2 separate regions of the Mus musculus genome follow, and region 2 is linked to region 1. A link is a loop called in an ENCODE intact Hi-C map of the cell type or tissue named here. Cell type or tissue: left cerebral cortex. All regions are shown on one strand. Each heading gives the region's core, and the rest is flanking DNA. Links, peaks and the distances in the headings are about the cores only. Region 1 overlaps Grin3a (glutamate receptor ionotropic, NMDA3A). Region 2 holds the start of Grin3a (glutamate receptor ionotropic, NMDA3A).

Region 1 (5,000 bases), core at 1-5,000:
ATAGCAAGTAAAGACTGCATAATAAGGAGTACAATGAGCTTTCGTAATTATACTAAAAAGAGAAATAGGCTTGTTACAAATTTGTGATCAAGGGAAAATATTCATTCTAGGTCAGATCCAATGATGAAGCCACAGGTGTGCACTATGATAAGACACAGCCATATGAAACTGTGGCTTTGAACTTGTAATGAGCTTACAGAATGAATTACTGCTCTGAATTTAATATCAGTGTGCTTTTGTAACTCCCATTGTTGTGTAACGTTTTAACTATGAGGTAATTTTCTAAGAACTTTTTGTATTTATATACAAAAAGGCTAGGGAAAAGAAAGATGTTGGGTTGGTGACTTGGGGGGCTCTTCCAAATGTATGCGTGTCTGTTTGTTTATATGTATGTGTGTGGGTATATGTGCCTGTATGTAACTATGCATGAACATTTGTGGGGTCGAGTGAGACAGGTGGCTGGGCCTGGCTAAGGTATGCATGTGTGTAAATGTATGTGTATCTATGTATGCATGTTTGCCATATAAAGGATTTAATTCTTTTCCTTTCCTTCCTCTCTGGTTCACAAAGAGTTAACCAGCCTGGTCAGTGAGGGACTCCTGGCTGCCTGGTCAGAGATGGGAACAATACCTACCTCTCCATGGTAAGCAACAGGTGTTAATCTGTCTGAAGCCATGGCTTCTGGCCCCAGAAGGACCAAGAACCAACGAGAGTAAATATTATTAATACTAAACAACTTTTACTTTGGCAAAGCCAAGTTTTGCACCTCCTTGCCCTCTGCTGGCACCCCCCCCCCACAGCTACTTTCCAGAGAGAACTGCTCAGGCAGGCTCCCCAGCATATATTCCAGAAAATTAGAAATCATATGCTTGGCTTTCTTCTGTCATGCTGGGAAAGTTTTTAAAATATAAGTTCTGACGTGTATAGTTTTAAATTAAAGTTCTTGCTACTTAACAATTCTCCGACCTCTAGCAGAATTAAGCATTTGATTCATCGTTCGTTTGGAAAGTGAGATGGTGGTTGCTGATTCATAGACTCTTCCCCAGGTTAACTAAGGGAGGGCATGGGGAGCAGGCTTAATGCCTGGCACAGGATTGGTAGAAGTGATCATTTCTGCCCACGGTAGACTTGCCTGAATATTTTAATAGACTATCAGAACACTGATGACTAGTTGAATATATGTGTGTTTCTATGGATGCAAGTATTTCCTGAGCAGCTAATAGGTGAGACAAATGCAACAGTTGCCTAAAGCAGGTGTGTAGGGTGGATATCTAGAAAATGATCACATCCTGAGACACAAAGGAGCCTCTCTGTGGTATATATTTGTATATATATGTATATATAGGAGCCTCTCTATGTAATTATAGATGAGAAATACCTGGTACCCAAAGAGTCCATTCTAAAGGGAACTTTTATTTGGAAAGTGATGCTACAGAGGAAATCTCAAGGAGTAGAAGAGGTTAAGTAGATGTTGTTGGAATAGGTAGGCACTCCAAACAGAAGAAACACATGTGCAAAGACACTGGAGCAAGGGGAACAGGCAGGTAGTGGGCACCTAAATAAGACTGCATATCCAGAGCAGAGAAGTGAAGGGACAGCAGTGACATCAGGTGGACTGGAATGAAGCCCCACCATGCCCCAGGCATTGGAGATCAGGCAGTGCTTATTCAGTTATTTCTTACGGATACATTGATCATGTTTCAATGTGCAAAGCACTGATGACATCCAGAGGCCATCCCTGTTCAGAGAGATTATGGACTCCTAAATGAATTAAAACATAAGAGCATTGTAGCAAATTGAAAGAGATGATATAAAATGAAAGATACCATCAAAGGTGTGAAGTGTTCTTTTTTTTTTTTTTTTTGGTAATAAACAGGCAACTCCTTCTTCTTCTTCTTCTTCTTCTTCTTCTTCTTCTTCTTCTTCTTCTTCTTCTTCTTCTTCTTCTTCTTCTTCTTCTTCTTCTTCTTCTTCTTCCTCCTCCTCCTTTTGCAAGATATGTTCAATCCTGCTAGACACAAGGTAGACAAGTGTCACAGCTATAGACGTGGGAACTTCGATGTCATCCAGGTGCCTTAGGGAGGGTTGACTTTCAGTGCTGGAACTGGAGTCCTAAATAAAGAAGCTGGCTTGCTCCCTCTGAAACCTGCAGGGCCATTCTTCTTTTCTTCAGAGGCCCAACTACTGAGACACAGTAAAAAGATTCCAGAGGTAGGGCCCAGTGGGAGGTCTGTTCACTGAGGACAGGGTTCTTAAAGGGAATGGTGAGATCTCACTCTCTTTATCCTGCTTGTATCTCAGCATGAAGCAAACAGACACATTCCCCATCTTAATGTGCCAGCTTACCATAGACCCCAAAACAACAGGGGTACCTCATGATGGACTGAAAAAAAAAACCCAAACTGCAAGTAAAGTTTTCCCTGTGACAAGATGATGGCCTCAGGTGTCTTGTCACAGCTGTGCAAGGGTGACCAGCTGGCAAGTGGACTTGGCTGGCAGCTGCTGGAATCCAGTCTCATCCCCTCACAGCCCAGGCTTTCTGTAGGTATCTATTTCACATGGATACTGTCTTCTGATAAGGATACTAGTCATAGTGTGTTTGGGGCCTACCTCACTATATTGTAACTAAATATCAAGGTGGATTTGTATCTTATATGCAAACCAGACCACACTCTGAGGTACTGTGTGGTTAAGCCCTCAGGAATGCAACATCCCTTTGGAGGAAACAGTACACTCAACTCTAGGCCTGAATTCCAATTGTCTGGAAGGACAGAGGTAGGAGTAGTAGCGATGATACTCCAAATGGTACTGCCCCGGCCTCCTTGACCAATAGCTCTATGTTTAGATGTTGCAGGGAGACATTTCTGTTAAGGGCTCCAAGGCTCCTCCAAAACATTGTTTCCTTATCTAGTATATCCCTCAAATTCCACTCACTCACACTGCTCACACGGGGAAGAAGTGTCCTTAGGACCCTAACAGTCTGACCCATCCTGCCACTAGTCCATGCGGATCACGCATTTCTGCCAGGCAAAGCCTTTTTTTTTTTTTCCCTGATGTTTTGTAACACCTCACTTTAGCCACTAGGTGGCATTCGTTCTCCACCTCCTCGTTTTGCTTTCTTCAAGCTGGACTCTGCAGAACCTGGAAGCCAGGGCTGTCTGTACAGAAAGTAGATGAGGGAGGAGATGCCACACAGGCTTCAATGCATGAAAATCTGAAAAAAATGGGAGGAAGGCTGTCTCTCACAACAGCTCTAATCAGTTTGAGCACTGCTCAGACCTGCTAGTTGCACAGTAAATGACATTTCATAAATATTCATTAGTTGGAGGAATTTAGGAGAAAAGCAGGAACTACTAACAGTATGTGGTCTTGGGTGTAATTTATGCCTGAGCCTCTCTGGAATGCAAAAGAGGAGACCCTTATTCCACAAGATCTGTTTATTCGCTCATTAGCGAGGTGAAGACCACACTTGCTGCATTGCTGTTCCTTGTATCAGAATCCAAACTACACTAGCCAGAAAGCAGCAGAGGGGCAGCCCTGTCTTTCTGCGGTCGGGTGAGGGGAAGAAAACCCTGACTGAAGGCTTTCCCCCAGAGTACTGAAGGAAATAGTTGCTATTGTTTGCCTAGAAGTGTTTTAAGTGCTATTGTTCATATATAAATGCTGTATGGTTTGTATAACCTTTCTTCATGCTTTCTCATGGAAACCTGAATGCAGAATTGCAAAGAAGGGAGAGAAACAACAGCACCGTAGTGTGAAAGCTTATTCAGTCAGCTCATACCCAGGTGAAGGTTCAGAATCAGGGGTTTCACTCCCCACCATTAAAAGTCTTTGGTTTCACGTGGAAGCAATTAGGTACTCAGCCCCGGAATTGTAAGCAGTTCTGGACCCATGCTTGTCTGTATTTGGAGTTGTGAGGGTGACTCCGAGATAAGACAACTGCAGCGTCTTCTGGAAAGTGCTCTGTTGTTTACCAAGCTGTTTTTTTCTATGCACATAGTTTTTATTTTCAATTTTAGCATCTATTTGTTGTTGCTTTGTGTTTATTATTTTATTTTTAAATTTGTAGATGGTTTCTTCCTGTGTAGCCTAGACTGGCTTCAAATGCATGATGCCCCTGACTCAGTTCCCGATTCCTAGGATTATAGGCCTCTCCTACCACCATGCTTGGCTTGGCCATAGATCTTACTTAGGGAAAGAAGACCACTGACTAGGCCACACATTTCCACAGTCAGTTTCAGTAAATAGACTGCACATGTTGAAACAAGCCCTATTATATCCCTGGCTTTGAGGGGGAAAGTCTGAGTTTTAAGTTTTACTTTAATTTATTTATTAGATTGACTTATTTATCTGTGGTTGTGCATGTGGAATGCACACATGCCAAAGCATGCACATGGCGGTCAGAGGACAACTCATAGGAGTCTGTTCTCTCCCTCTGCCATGCAGTCCAGGGATGGAACTTGGGTCATCAGGCTTGGCAGCTGTCAGGGACAAATGGCTATCTGTGGTGCCAGTTAGCATATCAAAGTGCATGCCGGCCTCAGTATTACAACTGCCTTTGGCTTTTCTCAGCCCTACTTACCCCTGCCCCAAAACTTCTCCAGCTCATTGGTGTCATACTTTTGCCAGCTTCTCATTCTCATATAACTCTGCCATTTGGCCATGTACTCTCTTTTGTCTTCCTCTCTTAAACTCTTCTTTCTTGCTTCTCTCTCTTCATCCTATCTATCTATCTATCTATCTATCTATCTATCTATCTATCTATCTATATCTCTATGTATCTATATGTATGTATGCATGTACCTATCTATCTATCATGTATGTATGTATGTATGTATGTATGTATGTATGTATGTATGTATCTATCTATCTATCTATCTATCTATCTATCTATCTATCTATCTATCTATGTTCTCTCATGGCCAGTATAGTCTGCTGGCCGTGTTTAATTTAATGCTTTCTCTTTCTGATCTGGACTCTTCCAGATGGCTCTGGCTATA
Region 2 (16,976 bases), core at 1-5,000, 160 kb after region 1:
CCTGTCTCCTTCCTGAGTATCACATCTCCTCTTTGTTACTAGTCATGACTTAAGTCCACAAATAGTTTCTTTGCTGACAATATCTTTAGATTTTTTTCAACCCCTTAAAAAACTAAGTCATTATTTGTTTATTCTTAAATAAAGAGAGCAGAAATGGGCTCTTTACAGCGATCACATGTCCAGCCTCTGAGCCCACACAATGTAGAAGGAAGGTGGGGGCAAAGAACCCACAGATGAGTCTCCTCATCTTTTGTACTCTCGGTAATTCCAGTGGTTTCCATTTGTAAGACTGCCAGCCACGGTGGCTTCTGTACTAGTTGCAGACTTTTACATTTACTGAAGGGAAGCCAGAGGGACGTGCTTTTCCTTACACCACAGAGCCCTGGCACGCCTCTGGAAGAAGTAAAAAAGACCAGCTGCTGCTTTTTCTGTTACAGGTTTTCTGAATGCCCTTTGGGAGTTTAAGACAGTGGCAAGTCTGGGGCCCCACCCCTGTTCCTCACTCCAGTGTAGAACCCTTGATCACTGTCCACGGTTCTGAACCTTAAGTTTCAGGTGTCTGGAACCCACTAGATTTCTCATAGCTTGTCAAAACATGACTGCCTCCCGCCCCCACCACATATCATCTCCACTTTCTTCCTTCCATCTGTGACCCCTCCCCCACCCCCAACTTCGCATTTTATTTCTGCCTGCTTTTAAAATGTCTTACTCTATTTCAACTGAAGTCCTCTAACCTACCGCCTAGGGACATAGTCCAAGCCTCAAACATCAAAGTTAAAAAACAAACAAGCCAACAAACCCAGGCTTCCCCCACACTCTTCCTCCCCTTCTGGTCCCGACTCCCAGCAGCGCACAGCACTCCACGCACCAGACTCCTCTCACCTGACTCTCCCGCGGAAACTCGTGGCGCACTATGCTGAGCACTGGGATGTGCAGGACAGAACTGACCAAGTCCAGCTCCATCATTTCGCCCTGGCTCTGGGGGAAGGCCAGCAGCGCTGAAACCCCTTGTACCACTACGGTGTGGCACACGCTCTGCAGAAAGGAGAAAGGGTCACTGCTCCACGGTGAGCTTGGGGAAGAGAAAGGCATAAGTGGCAGGTCGCCCAGGCCCGCCTCGATGGCCATCACTACTTCCAAAGACAGGTTGTAGGGAAGGAGCCCTTCCACACGGTTCAGGTTTTCCACAGCGAACAGTAGGGCATCCCGCGGCCACAGGGTCTCGGTCCCGGCGCCCTCCCCGAGCTTGCGGGAGCCGGGTGGACCCCGGCCATGCAGGGCGCTCCCCAACCAACGTGCGCCTTGCGAGGGCGCCGGTGGCCGCCACGTCCCCGACTCTGGCTCATCCCTCTGGGCACCCGCCCTGCCGCCGTCCTGAGCGCGACTGGCTGCGCGTGGGGCCGTGGTCCAGGGTTGCAAGTGCACCGCGCCCACCCTCACCGCGTGTCCGATGCGCTTGAGGATCTGGCAGGGTTGCGGGTGCGAGGAGGAGCTGGGCACCCCGGCCAGCACCAGTGCACAGGGCGGAGGCAGCAACAGACAGACCCTGCTCAGCAGCCACCACAAACTCAGTCTCCTCATTACTGAGACCCGCTGGGAGAAAGCGCGCCCCCTCCTGCGCCCGGCTCTTCCCTCTGCAGCCGCCGCCGGAGGTCTCCGCCGCCTGAGGTCTCTGCCTCCAAATCCTGAGCGCAGCTTCCCTAGACGCGGCGAAGTGGTCACAGGAGCCGGACCGCTCCCTGGGCATTCCAAGTTGCAGCCTAGCGGACGCCGGGCAGTGTCGGATGCGGTTCCAGGGCTCCTCCGCCTAGCATCCTCCGCAAGCGCCGCAGGCCGGTTGGCCAGCGCGGGTCACCCGTGGCTTGAGCTCCGGGTCCCTGTCCACCCCATCTGCAGGGCGCCTGGGGCGCAGCGTCTGGCCCCGCGAGAAGCCGCCAGACTTGCAAGGGGGCGGCAGTGACAGAGGAGCTGTACTCTCACTTGGCTGGCTTCTTTTCTCTTGCTGTTCAGTTCAGGAGACACCCACTTATTTACTGGGGTGGCAGAGGAGAGGGCGTTCACGCACGGGGTGCGGAAAAGCAGCTGCCGAACCTGCTTCCTTTCCCCGCCGGCCACCTTACCGCGGGCTCCCCCAGCGCCTGGTTCATTTTCCCCTCTTCCCTTTCTACTTCCTCTCTTCCTTTTTCTGCCGGGCTTTTCGCCCAGGCGCCACTTCCGCGGCTTCCTTGGAGGAGCGACACAACTGGCCAGCGAAGGGTGGTTCTGTTCTGAGCGCCAAAGTTCTCCCCGCCTCAGCCGGCGCCTCCCAGTAGCAGAGCCCTGGCGCCAGCCTGTCGCTTGGCTGCGCTAAACGCCCACTGATGGTGAGATTCTCCTGCCGCACAGTCCCGCGCCCCTGCAAAGTCCTCGCCCCTCAAACGCAGAGTCTGTAGTTGGCACAATTCCCTTTGGCGGATGTACGCAAAGACAGCCTGGGGGATTTCTGAATTCGGAGTCGGTACTGAGAGATCTGAAGCCTAATGGGTCACAGGGACCGGTTAAAAGCCACTGTGACTTTAAGGAGTATCCCTTGGCGACACCACTCTAAAGGGTTTTTCTAGTCCAGAGTATTAAAGCAAGAATTATTTACACATCTGATTTCTTCTTGCTTTTCTTTGGCAGAGGAGCTTATGCGTTTTTAAAGGGGTCTTGTTTTTTTGATTCTCGGGATAAAAAACGTGGATTCAAAGCGATTCAAGAAGTTAAAGAGCTGGCCACCAGGCCTCACAACTGCATTTACATCCCCAGGTCCTTTAAGATGGAAAGAGACAATTGACTCAAGAAAGTTGTCCTCCAACGTGCACCCCTGCGTGGCAAGATTCACGTGCTCACATCCATCCCAGACATAAAATAAATAAAATGCAATAAAAGTACTTTCAGAGCTTAAAAAGCCTTCACCAGTTGTCCGTAGTATATAGACCAAGAGTGTCCAGGTTGTAGTTTCTTGTGAGTTATTTCATTTATACAGCAACCCAGGGGTCAATGAGCCTATTATCTAAACTTTCTCCCCATTTAATAAGTGACATCAGAAAAAACGCAAAAGGGTTAAGGAAATCTTATGGATGCCACACATATTGCAAATTGACTACTTTTTATGTTACAGGAATCATTCATGAGGAGGGTGGGGGAGATGACTACGTGACTAACAGCATTGGTGATCAGCAATACTGAGTCCAATATCACCTCTGGAGAACTGTGACCTCGGCAATTTATTTGACCTGTCCTTGCCCTGTTGTTTGGAGCTGCTAAATTACTATGTAAATACATCAAACCTTTAGCTCTAAAAAGTTGTTTTGATTCTTGAGTTTAAGTTTCCACCATGTTTTAAATTTTGGGATAATGAAACTATAGACAAATAAAATTCTTGAGAACCTGGCAAAGAGAAGACTCTTTGTCTCAGCACAAAGTAAGTTTTGTAAGATGGAGTTGCTTCAGGGTTAAAAAAACTTCCACCATTGGGAAGTAAACGCTTAATGGGGGCTAAATCAGAATAGAAAGCCCCTGTTCTCTCTTGAGGTCAGAGAGAGATCAAAGCTCTGTCAGCAATCTCCTTTATCCCAGAGTACCACATTGCTTGAGATACAAAGTATAGTGTAGAATGTGTGGTCCTTGCACGGCAGGGACTTGAGGCTCTCACCCGTGCCGTTAGGAGGAGCTGGAGTATGTGTATGGAAGACTAAGGAGTGCCTATAACTGTGACTCTGCATAGCAACCGTTAGCACCATGGCATTGCATGTGTGCTCAGATGAAGTTCCTCAGAGAGTAGGTGTTGATAGAGAGTAGCCTGGCCTGACTGGGAAAGGTTTTGTTGGATTCACTTTGGGCATTAGGCTACTTACAAGTTCATCATGGCCGTGAGAGTGTGGCTGACCTGGTTATTCTCAGATGAGCTGCATAGTTCTGAGCTTGGTACTGACGGAGCCCTGGTGGAAGCTTGTGAACTGGAAGAAGAGCTCTTCCTTTTCTGTTTTCGAGTCTCCCCAGGTCCTTTCTACTCTGCGTCATTCCTTTTGGTGTGTTTGTGTGTGTGTGTGTGTGTGTGTGTGTGTGTGTGTGTGTGTGTGTCTATGTACGTGTACACATCTGTGTTAGCTCAGGTGGAGGCCAGAGGTCACCCTCTGCTTTGTGCCTCAGAAGCATTCTAGCTTGTCTTGTCTTTGGGACAAAGTCTCTCTCAGTGAGACCTGGAACTCAATGATAAGGCTAACCTGGATGGCCATTGAGATCCTTGGTATTCTGTCTCTCTTTCCTACTGTTGGTATTAAAGGTGCATGCTACCATGCCATGCCTGGTTTTTTAGAGTAGATTCAGGAGACTCAGGCCCTCGGGCTTCAGTGACAAGCACTTTACAGAGGAGCTTCTCCCCAGCCCCTGTGCTATTCTTCTTCTCTGTCCTCCTTTTGCCACCTGGTTCTCTTGTCACTGCAGAGCAACTCTGACATTCTTCTTTTCGCCTTTTCTTATCTCTCCTCTTTCCCTTCCCCTTCCTCTCTTTTTCGTGCCTACAAGACCATAATTTTAAAAACCCTTTCATTACTCAATAATCAGTTAGTAAAACCTACTGTGCACAGGCATAAGGCTATCCTGGGATTAGGTGATTTAATCCCAGTTAGAATAAATGAATTCTCTGCCTTTTCAGACTAAGATTGTTAATAACTCCACAGAGTGCTAAATATTAGTTTATGAACTAATGGAACAGAAGGACAACAAAGAACACAATCAAATACACACAGGACATGCTGTCTTGTGCTCAGGAGGAAAAAAAAGCCCACAGGAATAGAAGGGAAGTGAGCTGTGATTTTTAGAAGGCAAAGCCAGGGAAAACCCCCAAGAACATACCTTTTGAATAAAGAGATAAAGGGAGGTGAGGCAGTGATTTGTGAGAATGATGGAGCAAGGAGTCCCAAGGGGAGGAAAGAGCAATGGAGAGGGTTCTTAGGAAAGGGTTCTTTTTATTTTTTTCCTTTTTTTATTGGGTATTTATTTCATTTACATTTCCAATGCTATCCCAAAAGTCCTCCACACGCTCCCCTACCCACTCCCCCAGGAAAGGGTTCTTATGCAGAAATGTTTCTGGGGTATTTGAATAAGAGTGAAGGATCCAAAGAGCCAGAGCAAGACAACTCACAGCAGTCACAGTGGGGGCTGTTAGAGCAGAAAGGCTCAAAGGAAGAGGCAGGCAGTGAAAACCAACCAGGAGGTGTGGCTCTGGTCTGCATAGGGTGACAGGTGTGACTGCAAGACACTGGGCAACAGAGTCAGTGGCAGGGCTAATTTTTGTTTTCTTTTGAGACAGGGTCTTAAGACTTCTGTAGCCCAGGCTGGACTCAAGTCAAACAATCCTCCTGCTTTCCCTCGCATCCTTAGTGCTGGGATTACAGTCATCTGTCACGATGCTCATGAGGACTAACGCAACAGGATCCCTCTAGATGTTCTTTTAATGGTACATGGAAGGTAGGCAAGATATCTGATGTGAGCAGTTGCAATAATGTACCTGAGAGACAACATTCTTGCTAAGTCCCATAATCTTGTCTGGCTAGGGTGATTATTCTTCACATATGGGGAATTGGGTTTGAGGACTACTGGACTGCTGACAGGTCTTCGAAGTGCTGTGAGGGGCAGTGTACTTTTAGCATTGGAGGTTCATTCCAGCTGCAGGGTTGGTAGCAAATCAGAGCTCACATTTGGCTCTGCCAGAGAAGACTTTGTTTATAATCTGATCCAGAATGAGAAGTAGTGATCTAAGAACCCACGTTGGAAGTCAAACAAACAAAACAAATCTAAGTGCTCAATTTAAAATGTGTCCCATGCACATCTGTGCTTTCTGGTGCCAGCTATGGTTATAGTGAAAGCTGTGACATTCTGGAAGTGGCCCAGGGAAGGTTCCAGGGAAGAATGCTGTGGAGAATCAGGGTTGGATCCCCTCTCTGCAGCATTTCCCTGTGGGTATGACATTTCGCCTCCCAAAGCTAGAGTTTCATCCTTTCTGCATTGGTTGTGGTGACAGCTCCTGACAGTTTTCTGTGTAGAAACGGCAGCATGCAAACTCATGCAAACCTCAAGCTTCTTGGAAATGGGAGGCTTATTTGCACATTTATTATAGTTTGTAAAACTATTCTTTTCTTACCCCTTATATACTGAAAAATATCTAGGTGTAGCCACACCTAGTTTTGGTGATGTTATTATTTTAAATAAGTGGCATTCATTTTAAATGGCATGTTCCCAACTACAGGTTTGCCTGTAATAAAATACTAACTTGTAGGATTTTTGTTGTTGTTGTTGTTGTTTTCTGTTTTTTAAACGGGGCAGGAGTAGTTGATTAGTATTGAGGAGTCTGGAGTATCTGGAGCCGAATACCCAAGGTGGTGAGGGTTATGGCAAGTCAGGACAGAGAGACAAGGAGGACACTGAAGATAGTGAAGCCCAGGAGGAACCTTGGTTTCTCTTCTGAATAGGATAAGAATCAAGAGTGGAGGCTAGATCAGATGGGGCGGGGGTTTGCAGCGGTGCATATGAGAGAGGTAATTCTCCCACTTTACCATTTGAACTGAGGAATGGGAACCACATGAGAAATGCAGAGTTACTGCTCAAATCACCATATGCTGAGGTGAGGAATGGTGTGGCTTCAGCGTTCCAAGTTCATCCTGGCTGTATCCTTGGTAATAAGAACAATCACATCTTATTATCTAGATGAAAAACTGCCTATCTATTGCTAATGTTTAGCCTCTACTCTTCTATACCATTGCCAGCAATACCAGCTTCTTCATTTCCAATCATTATGGTATATTTATGGGAATCTTTCAGAACGAAGCCTGTAAACAAAACCAACAAACAAATGCTGTAGAGAATAGGATAATAGAATTTTAGGAGAGAGTGAGTCTAAGAAAACAAAAACAAAACAAGAAAAAGCTCCAATCAGATCACTTTAGAGAAACAGGTCCAGAGAATTCGTCACTGAAGATCTTAGCTGTTCTCTTCTGTACGATACCTTGTACCATTAGTACCTTAGACCACTGTCCCAATCCTGACATCACTCATTCTTACTTAAATGCAAGTGATTTTCTTGATTTGGGGACCATCAACCTACCATACATTAACATAAACAATTCTTATAATCGTAACATCTTATCAAGAATGTGGTGAAGGGAAAAGAAGGCAGAGTTCATTATGAGGGAATTTGGGATAGGAGAGGTGTTAAAGGGAAATTTTCAGAAGAGTTCAAGATTTGTGAGATCATCATTTTAGAGGACTTTAGTTTGAGTGACTTCTACATGCCTGGGATATTCCACAGATGATCAAAGGAGGATCTTGCTAAAGGGGTTTTGAAAAGCCTGAGGAATTGGAAATAGGAGAGAAAAAGAATTTAGACCTGAAGGTAAAGAACGGGAAGCAAACATAATGTATGTTGGCCAGTTTGAAAGCAGACGATGTCTAGGCATTGCCCTGTGCTGCAGACCACAGAGGAAGATATCTTCTCTGCACCACATGGTCATCTATTCACAGACAGCCAAAGGTAGATTATGTCCTATCTACATAGCAGGAGGTGTCAGTGAGAGAGGACACTGAAGAACCCTAGTTTTAGCTGCCAGTGGAGAGTGCCTTGTCACTTGTTAGAAGAGGTCGGCCTTTCAACACACACCAGGATTACTATCTGAGTATTTCCAAACACTCAGTGTTTCCAGTTCCTTCCCTAAACCCCACTGCAAGGAACTCAAGTGGGCGTTGGGAAGACTAATATGGAGGTCTCTCTTGATCTCTCTCTTAGAGTGATCATTCCAATTCATTCTGATTCAAATCACTTATGGAATAAAACTTGGCCCATAACATACTGTGGCAGTTTTAGAGGACTTTCCCACACCCAGTTGGTAGCACCATTTTTATAATTGTAGTTAACACATGAGGACTTTTCTATAAAAATTTGCCTTTTTGAGTCTCATGCATTATACCTGCATACTATTTCAAGTAAGAAAAGAAATGTCTTCCTTATAATAGAAAAAGATTTTAGGGAAGACTTTCAGTAAATGTAGAAAAATTATGAATTTTTGTGGTTTTAGAGATTTTTTTAAAAGAAAAATCTGAGTGACTTATGCCTAAGTATTTCACATACATGATATCCTCATGCCATGAACACACTATTATTGTTTTATAGAGGATGACATTGAGGTTGGTGAGACCACGTCTTTTGCTAAGAATTGCTCACAGATTGGAGCCTCCTGCTCCTCGTCTCAATTTCATTGCATCTCCCCTCTTAACATGAATGGGTAAATGAAGGTGAGGCCTGGCTGATGGTAGAACTGTCCATCTGACTGGGATAGTGGGGTAGATATTGCTATGGAGACATTATTTATCAGAACACAGAAATGAATGCTTTAAAACGTTTAAAATGCAACAAGATACCGGGCATAGTTTTTCTTACCACTGAATACTGCACACACAGGCATACACAGGCACTAGTAGCCTTGCTTCGGGTGATGAATGTACTTTGGCTGCACAGAGCTGCCCCTCATGCCACTTCCTGGTACGACAATTGATGCAGGCAGAAGGAAATCTCATCAGTGTGTCTAGTCTTCTGAGGGCTGAAGCCCTCTTTGAAATAAAGGTTAGTTTTCTAGATGTTGTTGCAGAATGTGAATAAATTGTCTCTGAATCTGAAACACTCTACACTGTCACCTGGGGACTCGAGCATTGGAGTTAAAACTTAATCAACCTTGACTACATCACTGCAACATCCACAATGGAGAGGAGGCTAAGCCAGAGTGATTTAATAGTAGTCAGCAGCTAATTGTTTATGACCATGGAGAACTCTATCCATAGGCCAATAGGAAAAAGTCATTGCCCATTGAGAAAGCCAGTATAAAGAGACTAATTTGGATGGAGTAAGATAGAAACAACAATAATAGTTGTAGTGTTCTGAAATGATAACTCCCTTTTCAAGAGATTTAAGCACGATCTTGCAGATTGCCCCCACTCCCATCCACATTGTCTCTAAAGTAAAAGGAGAGTAGATATATATTAATGTATTTATATAGGTTTAAATTATTCATGAGCAGCTGATGCCTGAGGCAGAGTCAGCAAGTGATAGATCAAGATTCCAGAGCTAACATCAGATACCGAACTAAAAACATGCTTCTTTCATAGAGGTGAAAACATGGAGGTAGTGTTGCTACTATCATCAGCAGAGAAGTGAGGAATGAGAAACATGCATGCTTCTTTCTCTTATCTGCTTCTAGGCAAGACTTCTGCTTTGCTCTGTCATTTGATGCCATTAAGGTGAGAGTCAATCTTTGTTTTTTTTTTTTTTAGAATGAAAGAATTCACCACCTATTTGTTTATAATAGACATTTGTGTTTTTTTTTTTTTTTAAACTGGAAAACTTGTACATTCCTCTCGACTTGGTAGTTTCTGAAAGTCCTCCATCTTCTGATGGGTGACCTGTTTCTATGGAGTTTGGAAAATGGTCTTTGGCAAAAGCAATCTTTATTTTCTATCGTACAAGCTATTCCATCTACTTCTTTTAGTCTCTTTACCAACTCCCTGCTGCTTTTGAAATCAAGCTGTGATTTTTCTGGCTTATCAGACTCTCCATCACAGGGTTTAAATGTGCTATTATGTTTTCTTTGAAGCTGGTATCTTTCCCAGTGCCAAAACATGTGCTTTTAACTCCAGGAGCAGCTAGGAATAGATACACGGTGTCACATAAATTAGTAGGGCAGGTATAAATAAGTGTGTGGCACACTAGACAAAGGAGAATGCCTATAGATGTTTACATCAAGTTCTCAAGTGACTAGCAAATATATGTATATGTATCACTCATTTTGAAAAGTTTTCATGGCTTATGTGTCTTAATAGGAAAGTCACATGGTTTAAATAAATAAAAGTATAGCTTTTGGCTATATTTTTCACAAGGTTGGAAATCATGATAATATAAGTCACAGTGGAACCTTTGAATTTATTAGAAAACCCTTTAGCATTCATTCATGTATAAAAATGTAAAATTCAATACAAGTGTGGTGGTTTGAATGAGAATGGCTCCCATAGGCTCATGCATTTGAATGCTTTGTCACCAGGGAGTGGCACAATTTGAAGGAATTAAAAGGGTTAGGTGGTGGCATTGTTACATACAGAAAGTGTGACTCTGGGGGTAGGCTCTGAGGTTTCAAGCTCAGAATCTCTGTCTTTGCCTATAGAACAGGTGCAGCACTCTAAGCTACTGCTCTAGTATCTGCCTGCATGGCGCTGTGCTCACTACCATGATAACAATGGACTAAGCCTCTGGGACTGTAAGCCAGCCCTAATTAAATGCTTGCTTTTTTTTTTTTTTTTTTTGTAAGAGCTGCTGTGGTCATGGTGTCTCTTTACAGCAATATAAAGGGTGACTAAGACAACAAACAGGTATAATACAAATATAATTTAGCAGCATGTACAGACTGAGTTACTAGTCTCAGCTTTTCATTCTTCCTTTCGATAAAATGACTTTATACTAAGAGATATGTGTGTCCCCAGTTCTTGATTTGAAATTTGGTGTTATTGACACTATTGCTGCGGAGATGTGGCAACAATGGCAGACCAAAATGAGGATATCACCAAAATCCAAGCTGGGGAACTAATGAGTTCTTGTAGTTACTGAAAAAGTACAGGTGAGGGGTTACTTGTAGGAGTAGAGATAACTCAAAGGCAGCATGGGAGACAGCTCAAGAACGTCTGAAAAACTGGATCTCATGACACAACCTTCGAACAGCTTGACAGGCTGGAGGGTATCTCAGGCGACTCAGGTGGTCCAGGCAGCTTGGCTCCTCGGTTGCTTCCAGGTGGCTCATCGTGACTGATATAGTCTTCTAAGCAGCTGGGAAGGTCTTTGTCTCCTTCAGTTGGCTCTGTTGGTCTGTGACTGTCTCTCACCAGCCCTTACTACCTATATACTCTTGGAGAGGGTGAGGTCCTAATTTATCTGGTCAATTTTAGGGACTGCCTGAGGACTCTGAGTTGTTTTCTTCATGAATTTAAAAAAAGCTTCTCTGTAGGTTAGAATATTTTCCCTTCTCCTTAGAATGTCTTGCTATTTCACCCCATCCTTCTGTAACATCTTGCATCTAATGAGCTTCCTTTCAAGAGGGAATGTTTTAATTTTAAAGGAGATTGTTACACAATACCTAGCCAGCCAACTTGAGGCTTAGATCAATGGATTTTAGTGGATGTGATGTAATCTTGAAATGTACGTGCAGTAGGTTGGCGTTTTAGAACTTCTGTCTTTTCCCTTTCCTTTTTTCTCTCAATGGAAACTATTCTGTGGATTGTTACCATCCCAATGACAATGATAAGAATTAAAAAAAAAATTTTTTTTTTAAAAATCCGACTGTAGCAGACAAGTCCAACCTATTTCTGTGATTAACAGTTGAGAGAAAAGGAGGGAGGGAGCAAGGCAGGGAAGGAAGGAGGGAGGGAGAGAAGGAAAGAAAGAGGGAGAGAGAAAAAAGAGAGAGAGATTTTTATGGTCCTAAGACCTCAAAATTCTGTATTAGGGAGCAAAATAAGCAATGCATATAGATGAAGTTGTAGAGACACTCTCATGAGATACATGCTGTCCACTTTTAAATGAAACATTTTAAAAGAAGTCAGGTTAGTTTGGGTTAATTTCTGTACAATTCAGTATAATAGAGATCATAAACCATCAAGAAAAATATCACTCATTGCATCGCATCCCAAGCAAACCTACTGACTTATGCAATGCCCAGAATCAGTAGAATTACTCTTACAATAGAAACACATTAGCCTTGAAGCCACAGGTATTTTCCCCTTCTGTTCGTTTCAAAAAGTAAAAACCAGGATAAATCACAGTGATATTTAAACATGTGTCCTCCTTCCTTTTGTTACGCATTGTCATTGCTTCCACATAGTTTCTGTTCCTCAACGTTTTCAGACCACTCCCTGTTTAAAGATTGCCCAGCCAAGACCATGGTTTGAAAACTTTTACATTTGCCTTTCCTCTGAATTCTCTGCCATAAGTCCCCACCCCCAAAGAGTTGACAGAAGGGTGAGGACTTCAAATCTGACCCTGCTGGAGTAGAAAAGGCCAACCCTGAGAGGATAAGGGCTGAGGAAGCTGATCCTTTAATAACTGCTGACATGCACTTGTACGAAATAAATTTACTCTGTGTTAGAGCCATGGCAGATGCTCTGCATAGAATGCAGAAATTTGTAACTGAAACTGAATGTGGTGGGTCAGGCCTGTAGTTCCAGAATTCTAGAGGCTAAAACAGGAGGATTGCTCTTTGAGGCCTGCCTGAGCTTCACAGAGAGTTTCAAATGAGCTCAGGTTACACTGTGAGACACAAGAAGAAATAAAGAAAAGAGAAAAAATAAAAAAGAAATAAATAAGACTTAATAAGAGTTGTGGAATTTAATTGCCTCAACAAGGCAGATTTAAGAGATATGAGAAATAGCTGAGATGAAAAACTTCACTGATTGCATTTGAGTTCTTTACATGCATTTAAACATAAGGGACCAATGGGAAAATGTTAGATAGCAGAAAAGAATTTCTGTTAGAAACTAGAAAATGGGATGGCATCCTGATAAGACAGAAGCCAAATAGACTATTAATATATGCACATACATATAAATGTATAATTTTTCTCACAGTAAATATAATGGTTCCCAAATCAGATGCATACCAGGAGGGTATCACTTTGAATTGCAGAAATGTTATTTCACTTCTCTGTAATGAAAATTAAATTTTGTTCAATTTTCTATTTTTACTGATAATAGAAACTTGAAAAAGGCTGTTTTATGGGGTCTACTTTGATTGGTTGAGCATAATGTCACAGAATTCTTTTTCTCTCACTCTCCTTTCTCAAGTAGTGGCCTTATAAATTGTCCTAGCACTACCGGAAGAAGCCAGCTCTGTGGGCCCTGCGGGCCCTCCTATGTCTCTGTTGTGGCCTCCACAGACAGCTTCTGATGCTGGCCTGCATCTTCTGTGGAAGCCTTAAGATCTCCATCCTCCAAGTTCCTTAGAGTCATTGGCTCAGTCAGTCACTTCTGCATCTTTTAGGGAGCAATAAAAACCCCCTTTTGAAACTCAGTTTGACAAACCTTGGTTGGGTGGAGCCTGAGGAGTCTGTCCTGAGGTCTCTGTCTAGATACGTCTCATCCGTTTTCATGCTCAATGCAACTTCAGACTTAAGGCCTCTCCATGGCTTCCAGTCTAATGGGCTATCATACAATGCACTAGACAAACTTTGCTTTTGCTGGTAAATCCTTGTCACCTATTGCATGTGTAGCTCTTTCTCCCACATGGATGTCAACCTTATATTACCTTTCTATTGATGTTGATAACCAATTATTAAAAATTTGGCAGCTTATCATGAAGTATTATGGAAGAAGAGGCTGGTTGTCTTCTGGATATGACATGGCTTCTGTATTCATGAATGGAGTAGCTGTGGTTACCTGTATAAGATCAAGCCAACCAAATTCCAGTGCAGATAGGAAAGGTGCTTTCTAAGTCCCACCCTTTACTGAAGAGCTAATGTCAGGTGGTAGCTGCTGGTGGTGGTGGTGGGAGGACAATCAATCTTTTTTGAGAGTATTGCTATATTTTTTTAGGGTTTTCATGCTCCAGTGGATGGCTTTACACATAGGCATGTAAGTACAGCACTAAATAGGACTTTGTAATAGTGAGTGATCAGGTAGTGTTGACAGGAGAGCATGTTGGAAGGCTACAGTGGGAATTGGAGGGGGAAGGGAAGTACAGGCATGTATTATCATGTATCACTGAATACACATATAATATTCTCAAAAAGGAAACAATTAATATGGCATCCTAAATGAACGCATGTATATGATCTTACTATTTCTGTGGCCAGGATGTCTAAGCCATCTGTATTCTCAAACCTCACCCATCAGTTGCTTGGCCCATCTCATCTGGAAGTATGACAGGGGCAGAATCTACATCCAAGCTCATTGTGTCTTGGCAGAATTCATTGTATTTTGGTTTTTGCTGCCTTTTTGTTGTTGGAGTTCCTCAGAACCCAGAGACCACCAGCAATTACTAGCAGCCCCCTGTAGGTCCTTACAAGGTTGACATATTTAACATGACCACTTGTTTTATGAAAACCCTAAACAAAATAATATTATTACAGTAGTGACATAACCTCAGTCATAAAAGAGCATCATAATAAAAGATACATCTTGTTAATTTGTCACATTCTACTGTTCAGAGTCCAGTCATGCATGCTCCAGTCTAGGATAGGAGTCATTTATGGGCATGCACACAAGGAATTAGAGATTGTGGGGGCCACCCTGAAGTAAAATTACTCATAATGACATATTGTTATACCCACATATCAGGGACTTCTTTAGCCTTCATCAGAGAAGCTTCTTGTTAGCAACTAACACAGAGACTCCAAACTAGATAGTGTATAGAGATTGAGAGACTTTGGAGAACTCAGTCTTAAATGAGTTGTTTTCATCAAAAGCCCTCCTCTAGGCTTAGGGATCTTTGTGGAAAAAGAGGCAGAAAAATTTTTAGATCCAGAAGTGATGGATGACACCAAGGAAACAGTGCCTTCCCAATATGATATAACTGATGCACATATGACCCAGAGTGACTGTGGCAGTATGCACAAGGCCTGCACAAATTCCAGTCGGATGAGGTCCCAGCACTGGGAAGAGGAAGTGCACACAAGCTCTTATATCTAACCAAGAAGCTATCTACAGTTGATACCTGTTGGTAAAGGTTAAAAAAAAAAAATCAGTTTTCTTTAGTGGAGTCTAATGGGGTAACCATTCCTTAGGGTAGGCTCTATGTCCAGGAGTAGTTGGACAACACAGAGTGGACTCAATGGTATTTTTGAAGACTTTTTGTTTCATTTTGCTTTCTTTGGACATTTTTTTTTGTCTTATTTTTTGTCTAGTTGGTGTTTTACTTATTTTGATTTTAACTTTTATGGATTTTTGTCTGTATATGTCTCTTTGTCGTTATTATTTTGTTTTTGTTTATTTGTTTGAAAGAGAGTGAGAAAAAGAAGATAGAGCTGGGTAGGTAGGGAGGTGGGAAGGATCTGGAAGGAACTGGGTGAAGGAGAAAACATGATAAAAATATATGGTGCAGAAAACATTCAGGCTGATATAACTGTCTCCCGAGGGCCTTTGCCAGTGCCTGGAAAATACAGAAGTGGATGCTCACAATCATCCATTGGATGGAGCACAAGGTCTCCAGTGAAGGAGCTAGAGAAAGTACCCAAGGAGCTGAAGGGATCTGAAGCCCCATAGGAGGAACATCAATATGAACTAACCAGTACTCCCAGAGCTCCTTAGAACTAAACCACCAATCAAAGAAAACACATGGTGGAACTTGTGGCTCTAGCTGTATATGTCGATGAGGATGGCCTAGTTGGTCATCAATGGGAGGAGAGGCCTTAGGTCCTGTGAAGGCTCTATGCCCCAGTATAGGGGAAGGCCAGGACTGGGAATGGGAGAGGGCAGGTTGGGGAGCAGAGGAAGGGAGGAGGGGATAGGGGATTTTCAGAGGGGAAATTAGGAAAGGGGATAACATTTGAAATGTAAATAAAGAAAATATCTAATTAAAAAGTGGAAAAAAAAGAAACTAATGTATCTTGAAATTCCTATATATTAGTGCCCATTTTCATTCCAGAATAGCTTAATGGATGGGAACATGTAGAATTCTACTTGGCATTGCTTTATAATGAGGGCTTTAAAAAGAAGAAAAAGCTGCAAAAATGGACTTCAAAGCATTTCTTTCCCAAGAGAAGGTTTCTGTGGTCTACAAAAGGCTGAGTCTGTGGTGCTCCTTTGAAATGAGTTTGAGGTATCCTGTGATTCCTTTCATCCTGTATTTTGCTTTTGTAAAGACTTAATGTTTTTAAAGGTGCTTTTAGTCTGATTAATTTATGTTCTCTAGGTTATCATGGTCCCACAAAAGGAGTACACAGAAAAATAGTCTGGGCACTCTTGATGTTTTCAACACACGCAGACATGCATACTAGCTATGATTTAAGATTCCCACCTCAATGCCGTTGTTTCTCCATATTTCTAACATCTGTTTTAAGACTTAGGCCTTTGAATGCAGGAACATGGATCTGGTGGTGTATATAAAGACATGGTTGATACTGTTCCTTGGTTGTTATGTGAAATATCACTCTGTCTGAGTGGCTTATGATAGCAAAGAGATGCATAACAGGGAGCAGACTCTTCATTACTTCCATCAAAATAGGCAATAGTCTAATTTTCTACATTGTCCTTATGTTATAGTAGTTAGAAAAATAGACCTATAGTTCACCAGAAATGATAAATGAATATATGAGCCAGGGGGTATCAATTGAACATGGCATAATGAATAAGACTAGGCACAAACCTTCATATCAAGGCAGGATGAGGCTACTTAGTAAGAGGAAAGGGGTCCTAAAGCAGGCAAAAGAGTCAGAGATACCATCTATTCCCACAGTTAGGAGTCCCACAAGAACATCAAGCCATACAACAATAACATAAATTCAGAGGACCTAGCAGACCATACAGGGTCTTTGGTTGTTGCTTCAGTCTCTGTGAGTCCTGCTTAGTTGGTTCTGTGGGCTTTGTTCTCATGGTGCTCTTGTGGTGTCCTCAACACCTCTGTCTCCTACAATCCTTCCTCCCTCTCTTCTGTGGATTTCCCCTCACTTCACCTAGTATTTGGATGTGGGTCTCTGCGTCTGCTCCTGCCAGTTGCTGGATAATGCCTCTCTGATGACAAATGGATTAGGCATATTTCTATGAATATAGCAGAATATTCTTAAGAATTATTTCATTGAATTTTTGGGGTTTTGCCTGTCATGGATGGGTCTATGTTGGGACTGTGGCTGCTCAGCTTCTGGTTCCTGGCCATGCAGGTAGTGCTAAATACGGGCTCCCTTTCATAGCAAGGGCCTCAAGTTGGACCAGCTGTT

Evidence for each region. Hi-C counts contacts between places; a loop is a spot of excess contacts. Peaks named below come from ENCODE experiments on the same cell type or tissue, not always from the same donor. Only the 100,000 strongest peaks of a DNase experiment are listed, where the experiment ranks them.
Region 2: a loop joins it to region 1, with 7 times the contacts of the local background. A loop is called at or near these places in 7 of 42 quality-filtered maps.

What each region holds. Positions count from the first base shown.
Region 1 is chr4:49,685,727-49,690,726 of GRCm38, forward strand. All of the region lies in intron 6 of Grin3a (glutamate receptor ionotropic, NMDA3A), which reads right to left. Among named protein-coding and RNA genes, the nearest start is that of Ppp3r2, 6.2 kb to the left of the region's middle. In left cerebral cortex, for the core only: a CTCF peak has its summit at 3,083 (motif pointing right); a DNase peak (open chromatin) is centred at 3,118.
Region 2 is chr4:49,843,501-49,860,476 of GRCm38, forward strand. Grin3a (glutamate receptor ionotropic, NMDA3A) reads right to left here and starts at 2,269. Exons shown (of 9, transcript NM_001033351.2): 1 at 883-2,269. The coding sequence starts at 1,581. In left cerebral cortex, for the core only: CTCF peaks have their summits at 1,618 and 2,333; DNase peaks (open chromatin) are centred at 415, 907, 1,348, 1,778 and 1 more place; H3K4me3 peaks cover 2,687 bases; H3K27ac peaks cover 1,129 bases.